Regions from separate parts of the Homo sapiens genome. Here region 1 is linked to region 2. A link is a contact called in ENCODE Hi-C or POLR2A ChIA-PET data. All regions are on one chromosome and are shown on one strand. The core of a region is the stretch at or near the end of the contact, and the rest is flanking DNA. Distances in the headings are between cores, read along the strand shown.

Region 1 (2,967 bases), core at 19-2,518, 61 kb after region 2:
ATTCTCTCTACTTCTTGCCTTGTGAATCTGCACATCCTATCATAGCAGTCGTAGCATCTTACTCCCTGAACACATAAATCAGGGTGCGCTACTGGGCTTCCCAGGCCTGTCCTTGGGACCAGGTGTTGAAATCACCTTTCAGAAGTTGGCATCCCAGCTAAATAAATTTAACTGGATACTCAGTTCCAGGTTGCCTCTTTCAAAAGGCACATCACCCCATGCCTTCATAAAAATGGTAGCCGACATTTATTAAGCATGCGGTTTGCCAAATGGTAACTGCATTATTTAGTAATTTAAAAAAATTAAAGTTTGTTTTTGTTTTTGTTGTGTTTGAGACAGGGTCGTGCTCTGTCGCCCAGGCTGGAGTGCAGTGGCCTGATCATGGCTTACTGAAGTCTGGACCTCCTGGGCTAAAGCCATCCTCCCACCTCAGCCTCCAGAGTGGCCGGGACTACAGGTGCATGCCACCACACTCTGCTAATTTTTGTATTTTTGTATTTTTTCTGTAAAGGCAGTGTTTCACTATATTTCCCAGGCTGGTCTCCAACTCCTGGGCATAAGTGATCCTCCTGACTTAGCCTCCCAAATTGCTGAGATTACATGTTTGAGCCATGGCACCCGGCCTCTTTAGTTATTTAACACTCTTATATGCTCCATTTCCATCTTCAAGTGTTTCAGGGAAATATTTGATTAAATTTGAGGCCTCATTCCTTTTTCCTTATTACAGGTAACCACACACTGTATGCAGTTGCACGTGGGCATTGGTCCTCATAGAGATCGCTCCCGTATTTGGCCTCAAGACAATTCTCGGCTAGACTAGCCTTGCCCATTCTTTTCTGCATCCGTTGAAGGAGATTCAGAACATCCACAAATTTGGTCCACTCTGTGACCGCTGTCCCCCTATTCCCCTTCAGCCACTTCGCCTTTGGCACACCTTGTTGGTCCTGAAGAGGCCCTCAGAAATACTCCACATTCCGCCCTAAACTCCCAACAGATTGTATTTTCTACTGAATGGAAACTGACACCTCCTAAGATGAACTGCAGCCACGATGCTTCTTCCTAACGGCTCAATATGGGGTACAGCGCGCGGCCATCTTATTTTTTTGCTCAGGCTGTTAAAAGTTTTTATAATTTTCTGACAATTTATCCAGTTTGCGCAGTGACTGAGGTGCCCTGAAATTAATTCACTGTCTTCCAACGCCGTGGTAACAGCCCTTCCGGGTTCTCTGGTGGGAGTCGCCGAGATGGGCGTGGCCATGATACGTCACAATACGAGGCCGAGGGAGGAATTCTGTCGTCTGGGAACGGCTGGTTTCGCGGTCAGACGCCGAGGGCCCTCGAAGTCCCTAGCAACGGCTGCGGAGGGAGATGTAAGTCGTTTTGGACGCAGGCTCAGTGTTTGGTCCCAGCGTTCGGTGGAGTCCGGAGAGACTCAGGATCAGATGAGTCGGGGTCTGGATGTGGCTCCAAGTGAAAGGCCTGTGGGGGTCAGTGAAGGGGAGCCCCCTGTTCTGAGACCGTGTGGGACCCCGCGTCCTGGGGTTCTTTCTGGGTTTACTCAATGGAGAAGCCTGGCTTTGGTGATAGGGCGCCTGGCGGTCAGTAATTAAGAGACTGGAAGATATTAACGACCGACTGTCAAGGTTTATGGTCGTTGAGGGAATGCCGTGGGAATCAGTGGTTGAGAAACGGGGTAGGAAAGTGTGTATCAGTGAATGAACTTGGTGTCCATTCCGGGTTTGCAATTTAATGTGATAGAGAAGCTTGGGGCTGGAGAATGTTTTAGTGAAAGAGGTTTTAGTTTGCGGTTTCAGATTTAATTTGGAGTCAATGTTTGAGGAGGCCTGTACATGTCTGTGGTTTAGGGGCCTGAAGAGGCTGGAGCTTTGGAGGCCCAAGGGCCCTGGAGAGTGGATGGGTTGAGGCTTAATAATTGACTGCTGGTTACAGTTGTGATTAAACTACATTTACCTAGTGGATCTACATGCAGTTCAGTTCTTCAAGTCCAAGTCCGTCTTAAAAATAACAATGAAAAACATTTCCCTTCCTATATTCATATCATTGTCTACAAATTTCTGGACGAGGAAATTACGAGTTTGCTACTAAAGTCGAGCTTTTTTCCTCTCTAGTTCCCAACTTTACCATGTCGTTTTCATAAATATTTTCTTTCAGATTTATTCCAACACAAGAAAATAATCTCTGTTACCCACACTTCTGATTTTTATTTAGGAGCATTTTTTTTTTCGTTTCATCCTCACAGTTTTCACAATTGCAATACTTTGGGTAAATATTTGATTTCATCACTTAAATTCTCATCACAAACATACATACATGTATGTATATATAGTATATATATCTATATTTCTGTCTCTATATACATCTGTCTATGTATGTATGTATGTATCTATCTATCTATCTATCTATCTATCTATCTATCTATCTATCTATCTATCTTTCTATACAGAGAGAGTCAGTCTTGCCCTGTCTCCCAGGCTGGAGTACAATGGTGCCATCAGCTCACTCTAACCTTGAACTCCTGGGTTTAAGGGATCCTCCTGCCTCAGCCTCCCAAGTAGCTGGACTACATATAAAATTTTTCAATGGCAGTATCACATCAGAAGGTTGTACCAGTGGCTTAGTAAATGGAGTCACATTAAATGTTTGCCTTAATTAGGATGGAATTGACATGTATAAAATATTCAATTCTATTTCTATATTTTCTATCTATATATAACATTCTGATACTCCAATTACTCAAGTTCTTCTGTTCCCACCCCAAGATTTGTGATTCACTTTTTTATGTCCTAGATCTTATGGTTACATTTATTCTTAAGTGGCTTATACTGTTTTTTTTGATAATTCCTCTAGAAGAGGAAGTCATTTTTTAAAAATTGAGACAGAGTCTCACACCGTTGCCCAGGCTAGAGTGCAGTAGTATGATCTTGGCTCACTGCAACCTCCGCCTCC
Region 2 (3,143 bases), core at 252-2,751:
AAAATATTAAATAAAATTTTAGCAAATAAAATCCAGTCTCATATTAAAAGAACAAACCATTATTGACAAGTATGGTTTATTCCCTCAGGAATACATGAAATTGGGAAATAGAGCAACACAAATCAAAGAAAATTTTAAAGAGAAAAAAATAAATGAAAATAATTGTAATGGTCAAAAGCCCTTAGGAAAGAGAAATAAAAACTTGATAAATCACAGTAATTATTTATTCAGACCATACTACGTACCTAGTACTACACTTTGAACATACTTAAAGAACATTTGCTCACTTAATCTTCATAATGATTCCATGAAAAAGAAACTATGACAGCTTTTTTCCACAAATAAGGAAACTGACTCAGAGATTAACGTACCCAAGTCAGAGGCAGAGGCAGGTACTTCTTACTCCACAGTCCATACACTTGCCACCTGGCTAAAATTATTTGCAGATGACAAAAATGCTCAACTAGAAAAAAGACGTCAATTTATAAGTTATATGTAATGACATGAGTACAATGAAGTGACAGAATAAACATATATATTTTTAACTTCTGTTCTTGTCAACTAAGTAAAATTAGGAACAAAAAAGGAAAGGGGGAGGGGTCTTATGCAAAAAAAAAGTCACGATTTACAACAAAAAGTATTAACTATGTAGAAATAAGCATAACCAGAAATGTCCAAGATACGTATGGAAAAACACTACAGATAGTCAAACAAATAAAAATATTGGGTTAATAGAAATCCATCACATGTTCCTGAAAGTGTTGTATCTAGATCTACATCAATTCTACCCAAATTAAAGCAACCACTTGATGAAACTGCAGCAATTTAAAAAACTCTCAAAGAGCATGTAATATGGGAATACGAAGTTGACAAGATGTTATTAAAGACGAATAAAATTATACCAATACCTAGACACCTGATCCCAACATTAAACATGAAATACACTAAACCAGAGTTATTTTCTGGAGGAGTATTTAAAATGATGGGGATGTTATTACTTGGGTCGCAATGAACCTGAAAACCCATTTTCTACAGAATATACAGCAGCAGGGAAGCAAGGGGACCAGCAGACCCCTTTTTAAGTACGCATGTGATAAGCAATGAACACGAACTGCCCAGAGCAGTCTCCAACACTGACACGATTCGCTTCCCCACCACGACGCCCTAGCGCTACTGTGCAACGAAGACCTCCCAAGCACTGGTTCCAATGCGGAGACCATGGGCTCCCAGACTCTGGGAACTCCAACACGACTGCGAAACGAACTCCGAGCGAGGACTCCCCGAGAGCTCCCCGCAACACGGACCTCACGCGCTAGCGAACAACAGAAAAAAAAAAGCGCGCTCTCCCTGCCCCTGAAACATTCCCAGAAGCCCACGCAGACCAGACCGATGACCTGTCTCCACTGCTGGAGGCGAGTCAGGGACCCGAAGTCTCTAAACACTCGCCTCTACCCGCCGCCCCGCGAACCCCACACACTGCAGACGCGACACTCGCAAGTTTCGGGGATGGCGGCCGGCGAGGGCCATACTGCGTCTTTCCGGAGACACGGAATACGGCACCAGCCGTCCCTTTATGATGCAATATGTCTGCGCCCAGGGGACGCTTGCTGGGAGCAGCCATTTTCAACCCTACTGCCGTAGAGCAGGCGGAGTCCCTCTTTTCGCGCCTTAAGACAGGTAGGTTCTGACGATGAAAAGCAATTGAAAACGACCCATTTCACCCTTTTTCCAGTCCACGTGAACTGCTAGATCTTGGCTTTGCAACATTAGCCAGGGGCGCTACATAAACTGCTTAGTTTCTCAAAGGCTCAAGCCTGCCCTGATCTGTCTACAGGATGGGTAGAGATGGTCACAGACATTTAGGCACTTTGATCCTAAGAAGAATGGAAAGAAACCATGTGGCGCGGCAGTCTTACAGGAATTTCAAGAGGGAGGGACCTGAGCAACAATCGGAGGGGTTATTACTCCTGAGGATGCATCTGGCTGGAGAAAGCAGCCTTTGAGAACTGCCTAAGAAGTATCTTTACATCTACATCAGATGTAGCCTCAGAGGAAGGAGTCAGTCATAGAATGGATAAAACAACCGCGTGTTAAAGCTTTGGTTATAATTGGTGTGGAGAATGGAGAACACAGTTGATCAGCAGTTGACAAAGTGGGGAACCAACACGAAAACAGGGCTCTCTCACCCTGGAAAAGCCAAAGGCAGAACAAGCCTTTACATCCAGGAAGGTGGGAGCAACTTGAAATCAAAACTCTGAAGGGGAGATGATTCTGTTCAATACTGAAACTCAGCTGATCAATTAACTGATGAATTCTAGCACCAAACCTGCTCCCTATAATTTTATAACCAGCCTCAGAGAACCTTTAAAGGGATTGATCATTCACTCATTTATCCAGCGAATGTTTATAAAATGCCTAATGTGTCAAACACTGTTGTGCGTGCTGGGAATACAACAGTTGGAAATTCAGGCACAAAGACTCTCATTCATGGAGATTACATTCTACTGGCAATTTCAGTGTGTGAGCTAAATTGAGTGGTGCTAACTGTTGACTTGGCTGGTTGACTGAAACTTGGACTCAAAATTTGCCTACACTAAATGAAGTTTAAATGCCAGAAATTTCCTCATATATTATAAAGTACCCAAAGATAAATGGAGTTTGGAATGCTAGAATGAATTTATCATGTAAAATCAAGATTACCCATACCTCAAATATGTATTCCAGTAGCATCTAGAAGACAATCTCTTCACTGACACTGATCTGGTCACAGGAAATAGAGATATACTACTGTAAGATTATTTTATTATACAGTAAGTGATATAATGTCCTTGAAGTTAGAATGATAAGTTCATGATTTTCTTTCAGTCAGTTCAGGCTACTAGAAAAAATACACCATAGACTGACTGACTGCCTTAACAAACATTCATTTCTCACGTTCCAGAGGCTGAGGAGTCTCTAGAACTGGACTCTAAAACACAATCAAGGTGTTGGCAGGTCTAGTGTCCAGTGAGAGTCCATTTCCTGGTTTATGCATGGTCATCTCATTCTGTCTTCACATGGCAAAGAGCAGAGAAAGAGAAAACAAACTCTCTTCTGTGTTGTCTCATAAGACACATAATCTCATCATGAGGGTTCCACTTTCA

What was found. Hi-C counts contacts between places; a loop is a spot of excess contacts on that map. ChIA-PET counts read pairs that join two places held with the same protein, here RNA polymerase II (POLR2A).
Region 1: a loop to region 2 is called in a map of natural killer cell, with 2.2 times the contacts of the local background. The contact joins the promoter of ZNF350-AS1 here to the promoter of ZNF577 in region 2. A Hi-C loop is called at or near these places in 1 of 168 maps with a recorded cell type or tissue (natural killer cell). POLR2A ChIA-PET finds 5 or more read pairs at or near these places in 2 of 52 experiments (H1 and activated T-cell).

The regions. Positions count from the first base shown.
Region 1 is chr19:51,947,866-51,950,832 of GRCh38, forward strand. ZNF350-AS1 (ZNF350 antisense RNA 1) reads left to right here and starts at 1,269. Exons shown (of 3, transcript NR_103847.1): 1 at 1,269-1,370.
Region 2 is chr19:51,886,450-51,889,592 of GRCh38, forward strand. ZNF577 (zinc finger protein 577) reads right to left here and starts at 1,502. Exons shown (of 6, transcript NM_001370449.1): 1 at 372-1,502. It overlaps ZNF649-AS1 (ZNF649 antisense RNA 1), which reads left to right and starts at 1,576. Exons shown (of 3, transcript NR_110733.1): 1 at 1,576-1,677. It overlaps ZNF649 (zinc finger protein 649), which reads right to left. Exons shown (of 5, transcript NM_023074.4): 5 at 2,786-3,143. RefSeq lists an enhancer at 775-1,626.